Linked DNA regions of Homo sapiens: region 1 is linked to region 2. Evidence: chromatin loops called from intact Hi-C (ENCODE). Cell type or tissue: endothelial cell of umbilical vein. All regions are shown on one strand. Each heading gives the region's core, and the rest is flanking DNA. Links, peaks and the distances in the headings are about the cores only. Region 1 overlaps LOC105376815 (a long non-coding RNA gene). Region 2 has its middle 110 kb from the start of IFFO2.

Region 1 (4,384 bases), core at 172-4,171, 95 kb before region 2:
TAGGTACTCCTCCCAGAACGAGAGCACCTGGCATGCTGCAATCACCTGGGTACCAGGAGTTAAGAATCTCATCGAGTAAGAGCTGGCAGAATTGGAACAGGACCAGAAGAGCTCATCTGGTCCATGCACATATGCTATTATCATTCCCATTTCTCAGATGAGGCCACTGAGGCCCGGAACATCAGAAGGCATCATGTCACTTGGGACCTTAAAATTCCCAACAGCCTGACTCTTTTGTCCTGTCTTCTTCACAAGCCTCATGAAGCCCCCCAGCAAGCTGGTGTCTAGAAAAGGCAGGCGGGGTTGCGAGGTTATCTCAGTCAGCTTTTATGTTCTTGATTCCCCCTTGTTGCGATTTCAATTATTATTTTAGCGATGCTTTTCAAAAATACTCCAAAGCTTTCAGGCATTAATGTCTCATCAACCTGGATTCATCATAGTTGTGATTACAATCTTCTTAAGAATAATAATTCTCTGCATTGGCCATCAACTTGTCAGTAGGCAAGCTCAAAACACTTAGCAGAGGTTGACTCATGCCCCCGAGGCTGATCAGAGACAGAAATTTTCTCCCCAGATATTCAGCAATCTTGGTTATAACTCAGGGCACCATGCAGCCACCAGCGGTCTCCAGTAATAGAGCCAGGCTCATCTCTAGGCACTGGATGACATCACATCAGTGCTGCCTCCCACCGTGGATCCCAAGATGATTTGAGGCTGTACAAGGCAAAGCATTGAATAAACATTGACTTACATTAAGAGATAACCTCTCATTCATTCCTTTCCCATTTTTTCTCGCAGATTTCAACAAGTAGAAAGTCTCAGTCTTGTTCTCATCTGTCCTTGACACCTCTGTATTCCTCTTCAACAAAGAAAGAACAAGCCCCAGGCTCAGATGAGAGGTCTGTCGAGAATTTAATAATGTAAATTTGCATTAATCATTTTTTTTTTTGAGTCGGAGTCTCACTCTGTTGCCCAGGCTGGAGTGCAATGGTGCGATCTTGGCTCACTGAAACCTCTGCCTCCCGGGTTCAAGCGATTCTCCTGCCTCAGCCTCCTGAGTAGCTAGGATTACAGGCACGTGACACCATGCCCGGCTAATTTTTGTATTTTTAGTAGAGACGGGGTTTCACTGTGTTGGCCAGGCTGGTCTCAAACTCCCAACCTCAGGTGATCCGCCTGCATCAGCCTCCCAGAGTGCTGGGATTACAGGTATGAGCCACCGCACCCTGCCTATCATAGTTACATGGCCATCTTGTATCTATGTTAAGTGACGTTGGTATGATGAAAATTTCCTTTTCAAAGGAATTGTTTAAGTAAGTAAAAGGTGAATCTAAAAAATATATAATAATTTAGGTCACAGGTCTGCAAACTATGAGTCGAGTCAAATCTGGCCAACTGCCTGTTTATGCACCGTTCACAAACTAAGAATGGATTTTATGGCCAGACATGGTGGCTTACGTCTGTAATCCTAGCACTTTGGGAAGCCAAGGCAGGCAGATCACCAGGTCAAGAGATCGAGACCATCCTGCTCAACATGGTGGAACCCCATCTCTACTAAAAATACAAAAATTAGCTGGGCGTGGTGGCGGTCACCTTTAGTCCCAGCTACTTGGGAGGCTGAGGCAGGAGAATTGCTTGAACCCGGGAGGCAGAGGTTGCAGTGAGCCGAGATCACACCACTGCACTCCAGTCTGGTGATGGAGCGAGACTCTGCCTCAAAAAAAAAAAAAATGGATTTTACATTTTTTAATGGCTGGAACAAAGATCAAAGGAAGAATACTATTTTGTGTGAGTCAGCCATGGTGACTCACACCTGTAATCCCAGCATTTTGGAAGGCTGAGGCAGGAGGATAGCTTGAGGCCTGGGGTTCAAGACCAGCCTAGGCAACATAGCAAGACACCATTGCTACAAACAATTTAAAAATTAGTTGGGCATGGTGGAGTACATCTGTGGTCCCAGCTACCTGGGAGGCTGAGGTGGGAGGATCACTTGAGCCCAGGAGGTTGAGGTTACAGTGAGTTATGAGCACACCACACACTTCAGCTTGGGTGACACAACAAGACCCTGTCTCTAAAAATAATAATATTTTGTGGTAGTGACAAATATATGAAGTTCAAATTTCAGGGTCCATAAATAAAGTTTAATTGGCATACATCCAGGTTCATTAGTTTACTTCTTGTGTAAGGCTTCTTTCCTGCTACAATGGCACAGTTGAGTAGTTGCAACAGACAATGGGCTGCAAAGTCTAAAATATTTATTATTTAATCCTTTATGGAAAGAGTTTGCCACCTCCTGGTGGAGGTGGTTAGCTAATATGGCAAAGATCTTGGTGATATGGCAAAGATCCAGTGAACTCGTCACTGAAACTCTGGGAGATTGTCATCATTTATTTCCACCCAGTTTATAGGTGAGGAGGAAACTAAGGCTCAGCGAGGTTCAGTGGCTTCCCCAAGGTCACACAGCTAGTCAGCAGCAAGCAGGGATTTGAAATCAAGTTAGATTTGAAAGGGGCAGGAGGATACACAGGGCTAAAAATAACATATGCTTTACTGAGCTTTCTTTCCACAACTCACACCCGCTCCGTTCTGCATGTCCCCCACACACTTCCCACTATCTCTCTTTTTTATTTTTATTTTTTATTTTTATTTTTTAAGAGATGATATCTCTCTATGTTGTCCAGGCTGGATTTGAAGTCCTAGGCTCAAGAGATGCTGCCGCCTCATCCTCTCGAGTAGCTGGGACTGCAGCCCTTCCTCTTCTGCCCTCACTCTATGGGAGGAAGCCGTGGATTCATCATCATTTCCTAATAATGTGGCTCGTCTCCTCAAGCTCAGGACAGGCCCCTGGGGAGGGAACTGTGTCTTATACAAAGTTCACACACTTTAGCAGGACAGGAGAGGTCCTCTGCGGCTTGAGCCTGGTCTCCAGCCTCACCTCACCTCTCCCTTGCTTATGTTTGATGCTCCAGCGATCCTGAATTGTAACTCCCAAACCCGTCCCCAAGTAATATCACTACCAGTTACAACTTCCCCAGCCTAATGTGCTAGCTCAGGATTCTACCTTTACACAGGCTGTTCCTTCTGCTGAAAACCCTCCCTGCCTCTTTTATACCTAACTCCTATTCATTTTTCAAAGCCTCAATCAGGCATCAGTATGGAAACCACTGTGTTCTCCAGTCTCACTCCCAACAGAGGAGATCTGTCCCCCGTGCTGCCTCCGTGCCTCCTGTTATTGATAAGACCGTAGAACGGGCAGCTTAGACTGCAAGTTCTGGAGCCAAACAGCCTGGGTTCCAGTCTGGCTCCTCCTAGTTCTAACTGTGTGTTCTTAGACAAGTGACTGAGCCTCTCTTTGCCTCAGCTGCTTCATCTGTAAAATGGGTGCAGTGACAGTAGATTGTGCCTGGCATCAGTGTTAGGATTGAATAACACCCGTGAAACCCCTGCACATAGTAAGTGCTCGATAAATTTTTGCTGTTATACTGCACTGTATTTGCAGTTGTCAGTTTCTTTCCCCTCCCACACACCCTGGAGTTGATCGATCAGGGGTTCTGTGGGACTGGAGACTGGCTCTTGCCTAAGGGGACAACTCCCCAGTGCCTAATGCAGTGTCAGATATGGGATAGATACTCAGTAAAGGTGAGTTCCCTCCCATCTTTTTCCTCCTCACCTCCACCCTACCCCTGCTCCCAGCTGAATCAAGCAAACTGAGCACAAGCAAACTTGTACTAGCCTGCCCAAGTACAAGTCTGCTTTCTCACGGGGGTCCCAGGGCCATGCCAGGAGCTGCCCCTGCGGTGTCCCTTCCAGCCCCTTGAAAATCAGAGGACAGGCCGGACGCCATGGCTCACGTCTGTAATCCTAGCACTTTGGGAGGTCGAGGCAGGTGGATCACTTGAGGTCAGAAGTTTGAGACCAGCCTGGCCAATATGGTAAAACCCCGTCGTACTAAAAATACAACAACAACAAAAAAAAATAGCCAGGCATGGTAGTGGGTCCCTGTAATCCCAGCTGCTCGGAAGGCTCAGGCAAGAGAATCGCTTCAACCTGGAAGGCAGAGGTGGTGGTGAGCCAAGATCATGCCACTGCACTCCAGCCGGAGCGTCAGAGAGAGACTCCATCTCAAAAAATAAAAAAAAAATAAAATAAAAAGAAAGGAAAGAAAGAAAGAGAGAGAGAGAGGAAGGAAGGGAAGGAAATCAGAGAAGAGTACCCTATAAACACTGGTTTATGAGCCAGGAAACAGACTAAGAGGCTTGCCTTGTTCCTGAGTCAGTGGGACCTCAAACAAGGCCACAGCAGCGTCCTTGTTCCTGGTCCAGCCCCAGCCTCTCTCCTGTGAGTGGGCTTCCCTGCTAAACATAAATCTGTTAAAAAAAAAAAA
Region 2 (4,384 bases), core at 213-4,212:
TTGTCACCTCCCAAGTGACACATCTGAGGCACGGCCAGTAGACTGGCCTCTGCTTGGATACCTCCAATGACAGGGGACTCACTACCTCCAAACAGCTCTTGTCACTGTGGGAGCCCTGCTGTCAGCTGTGTTTTCCTTAGACGGAACGGAAACCGCTTCTGTGAAGACCCTTCCTGGGAGTAGGTCCTTCATAACTCCAATGACGCACTTCCAGCGCCGCCTCTGTGCCAGGCTCTTGGTGAATCCAATGAGGCATGTTTGCTTTACACATGAAACCGAAGGCCTGGCCAGGTGAAGGGCTGTTGCCCAGCCAGCCCTGAACCCAATCTGGCCCCAGACTCCAACCTCAACCACTTTCCACCCAGCCCTGGCTTCGGGGCCCCATGCAGAGCTGGCAGGTGTGGTGGGGCAGAGGAGGGAGCGGCCTCAGAGAGACGAGGCAGGGAGGGGCTGGGGAGCCGCCTGGAGCAGCCCCCACCCCCTCCCCAGGACTCAGCACAGTCCTGTGGAGAGGAAACGCTGCAGAAAGGCGGGGTCCTGAGGCTTCTGGAACCTGCCTCCCCTGCTCACAGCACTTCAGGGCCCTCGTGGCGCTCAGATTGGCCCCTTCACCAGCCCCTCGACGTCCCTGTTCCTGACACTCCAGGCCTGTCCTGGCTTCCAGGCAAGGGCACCTGCTGCTCCGACGGCCTCCATGTGGGAACCTGTGTCTGGGACTTGTCTCTCTGAAGCAGAGGGGGCTCCCTGAGGTCAGGGCCTGAGCTGGCTTAACTCAGCACGTCCTGTGAGCACCTGTGCCAGGACTGCCAGATTTAGTCAATAAAAATACAGGCTGTCCAGGGAAGTTTGTATTTCAGAGAAATGGTGAGTCATGTTTTTTTAGTATACTCCATACTAAAGACTGTAATAGTTCAGGGCGCTGGCTGAGCCCCCTGTAAACTTGGCACCTGGATCTAATTCTGGTCCTGTCCCAGCCCACTGGGCTCAGGAACCTAGCAAAGCACAGATCCCACTGCCCGATACCCGTTGTGGGTCCCGCCACCGTCAGAGGTTTACATGTATTTGGTGTTTATGTGAGATTCAGATTTAACTTGGCACCTTGAATTTCACCCAGCAGCCCTAACCCAAGCCCCTCCTTTGGGTGAAGCAACCTCATCCTCGAGCCCCGATTCCCTCATTGGAATGGGATTAACAGTGCCTGCCTCAGAGAGGTGACTCGGGACACGACCGTCGGGTATGGAATCCAGCCCTGCACAGTGGGTTCCAAGTGGGGCCCCAAGGCAGAACCCAGAGCGAGGGAAATGGGAAGGTGCTGGGCCCGCGTCCCATGGCCTGGGCCACCCCTGTGATCGATGGCTCTTGAGGTGACTGGAGCCCTTTTGGCTGCCGGGACAGGAAGGGAGGGAGGGACTGGTGGCCCCATTCACACTGTGCTGTGAAAAGCAGCAGCCCTCCAGCCATCACTTCTGAAACTGGGCGAGGAAACAGAGTGGCATTGTCCTTTTGTCTGCTGTGACACTCCGCATGTGACCCTGTCCCGTGAACGAGCAGATTCCCGCCACATGAGGGGGTAGGGGCTGAAGCGCCAGCAGCTCCATGCCCAGCATTCAGGCCCCACCAAACAAAAGCCACCTCCTAATTGCCCTGTTTGTTCTGGCACGAGGGCTGATGGGGGTGCCTGCGGAGCTCCCTGTCAGCCCGGCCTGGAGCTGGTTCCCAGGGCCTTGCACCTTGTCCGCCCAGCCCCGAGCACGGCTCCCAGCCTGCGGCCAGTTAACCCTTGGCTGTGGCTGCCCTGCCTGCCTGCTGGGCACCTGGCCAAACCCTGGATCCCAGAGCTGTGCCCTCCTGCTGGGAGCTGGGATGATCTAACCCAATCCGTGCCCAGACCAGATGGGGAGCAGGGCCAGGTGAAGAAGCAGGGCTCAGGCTGGCTGGACAGGGAGGCTGCATCTCACTTACGTGCTGTGCAGCCTTGGGTAGGTGAGTTTGCCTCTCTGAGCCTAAGGTTCCTCATCTGTAAAACAGGAAGAACAACAGTAAAAGGACTGGAGATCACGTGAGGCATGGTGATCCTGCTGGAGTGGGTGCTCAGTAAATACAACTCTGGTACAGTTCCCAGATCTCTGAAGCCGGGAACAGCCTAACAAGGGGTCCAGCCAGGACTCCTTGTCGGGACCAAGCTGGCTTGTGGACAGAAGGGGTGGATGGGGTGTCAAGGTCATTGGCCAAAGGCAGCAGAGGGATCTAAGGAACAGAGTCCAAAGAACAATGAGCCTGAGACCCTGTGCCCTTCACTCCTGCCCATGCCCAGAACACCCCCACCTCCCATCCTGCGTGAGAGTTCGGGGCTCTGGATGACTTCCCCCTGTAAACTTGGCACCTGGGGCTAATTCTGGTCCTGTCCCAGCCCCCTGACTCAGAAACTCAGCAAAGCACAGATCCTGCTGCCCCATACCCACTGTGGGTCCCACCACCGTCAGAGGTGGTGACCTTAGATACCTCCCACCACAGCTTCCTCACCCCAGCGCCCCAGAAGCTCATCTCCCTTTTCCTGAGAGGCCTGCCCAACCTCTGGCAATGTCCCGAGAGGCTGCCAGAGGCTGGCACCCCACACCCCTCAGGAGGAAGCCCGCAACCTGCTGCAGATGCTGAAGGTCACTGGGGCTTGTGGCAGTGGCCGGAGATCGGCACCGACTCAGAGCCAGGAGTAGCCAGAGGAGGTGAGCTGGCGGGATACTTGTCTTCATACTCCATCGTCACTTTGACCCCTAAAACAGAGCACCAGCTCCCCCCACACTTCAAGCCAGGCACCTCCCACCCCACTCTTTCCTCCAGGAAGTCATCACACTGCTGGGTGCCCACCTGGAGTGCTGCCAGGCCCCACGTGCCCGGGACCCTGTTGGCCTGTGTGCGATGTGGGAAAGTGATGGACTGCAAGTTGGGGGCCTCAGGCAACTCCGCTCCTGCTCTCCATGCCCACTGTCCCCAACCCTAGAGTGAAGGGGTCAGAGTTCACCTTCAAGCTCTGAAGTCAGGGCAAAGGGGCACAGAGTGAAACGCAGTGGGTGCCGACCCCGGCACCCTTGGCCAGGGGCAGCTCCCAGGGCGGATGGCAGCCGGTAGCCCTCCCATCCCAGGCTGGGGCCCTGATGCTCTGGAGGGCAGGGTCCCTCTGACCCGGCCAGGCGGCAGCAGAAACGGTTCTGCCTCTGCACATGCCTTGCTCAGCTTCTCCAGGCCTGTTAAGGAGGCCAAAGGGGGCAGGTTGGCAACTCATGGGTACCAGGCCAAGCTCCAAGACTGAGCAACAGATAAGGATGGGGAGGAAGGGAGTAGCCCCCCCAGGGCAGGAAACACAGAGCAGAGAGACAGAAATAAAGCATGGAAAGCAAACAGATGTCACCAAAGCAACTGAACTCGTGAGTGCCTGGAAGGCGTGTACATGTGTGTGTGCATGTCAGGTTGGGTATCTGTCCTGACACCCGTAAGATAAGGAGAGGGGTGCTGTGGAGCCTAAGAGATCCTCCCCCAGACATTCTGTGATTCCTGGTTTTTGTTGTTGTTGCTGCTGTTGTTTTGAGATGGAATCTTGCTCTATCACCCAGGTTGGAGTGCAGTAGCGCGATCACGGCTCACTGCAACCTCTGCCTCCCAGGGTTCAAGCGATTCTCCTGCCTCAGCCTCCCAAGTAGCTGGGATTACAGGCACCCACCACCATGCCCGGATAATTTTTGTATTTTTAGTAGAGATGGGGTTTTGTCAAGTTGGCCAGGCTGGTCTCAAACTTCTGGCCTCAAGTGAGCCACCCGCCTCGGCCTCCCAAAGTGCTGGGATTACAAGCGTGAGCCATCACATCCAGTCATCTGTGATTCCTTGACACACTGATACAGTAACACTGACGGTCACAGCTAAGGCCAGCTGTGCCGGGGCTGTGCCAGGTTCTAGGACCTTCTGTATTTGTTCCTTGAATCTTCACCCACACAGAGAGGTTAGGAAACTTGCTCAAGTCCCACAGCAGAGCTGGGCCCCCTCTGGAGCCCTCGGTCTTGCCTCTATGCCATGCGGCCCTTGCCCTCTGATGGGAAGTGGCACCCCAAATTCAGAGCCCATGCAATGCAACTGTTTAGTCCTAGGACATGTACCTCTCAGCCGCATCCTCAGGTACAGGGCCCTGAGGCTGCCTCCGCTGGCCATGGGGACAGGAGAGAGCAAACTGGGTCACACTCCCTAAGTCAGCCTTCACCCTCTTCCTCCTTCTGGTCCCCGCACCCCAGCATGAACAGCAACCAGTCTCCCCAGGCCAGCAACACTCTCTGAAAAGGGGGTTTCAGAGCCAAACACATCTGGGTTCTCATCGTGGCTCCACACTTCGCTGTGTGAG

The links. Hi-C counts contacts between places; a loop is a spot of excess contacts. Peaks named below come from ENCODE experiments on the same cell type or tissue, not always from the same donor. Only the 100,000 strongest peaks of a DNase experiment are listed, where the experiment ranks them.
Region 1: a loop joins it to region 2, with 2.3 times the contacts of the local background. A loop is called at or near these places in 4 of 110 quality-filtered maps.

What each region holds. Positions count from the first base shown.
Region 1 is chr1:18,970,389-18,974,772 of GRCh38, forward strand. LOC105376815 (a long non-coding RNA gene) reads right to left here. Exons shown (of 3, transcript XR_947015.2): 3 at 90-901. Among named protein-coding and RNA genes, the nearest start is that of IFFO2, 16 kb to the left of the region's middle. In endothelial cell of umbilical vein, for the core only: no CTCF peak of the experiment used is centred there; DNase peaks (open chromatin) are centred at 2,323 and 2,803; H3K27ac peaks cover 898 bases.
Region 2 is chr1:19,065,677-19,070,060 of GRCh38, forward strand. No RefSeq gene overlaps it. Among named protein-coding and RNA genes, the nearest start is that of IFFO2, 110 kb to the left of the region's middle. RefSeq lists a silencer at 2,759-3,053 and an enhancer at 4,265-4,384. In endothelial cell of umbilical vein, for the core only: no CTCF peak of the experiment used is centred there; no DNase peak of the experiment used is centred there.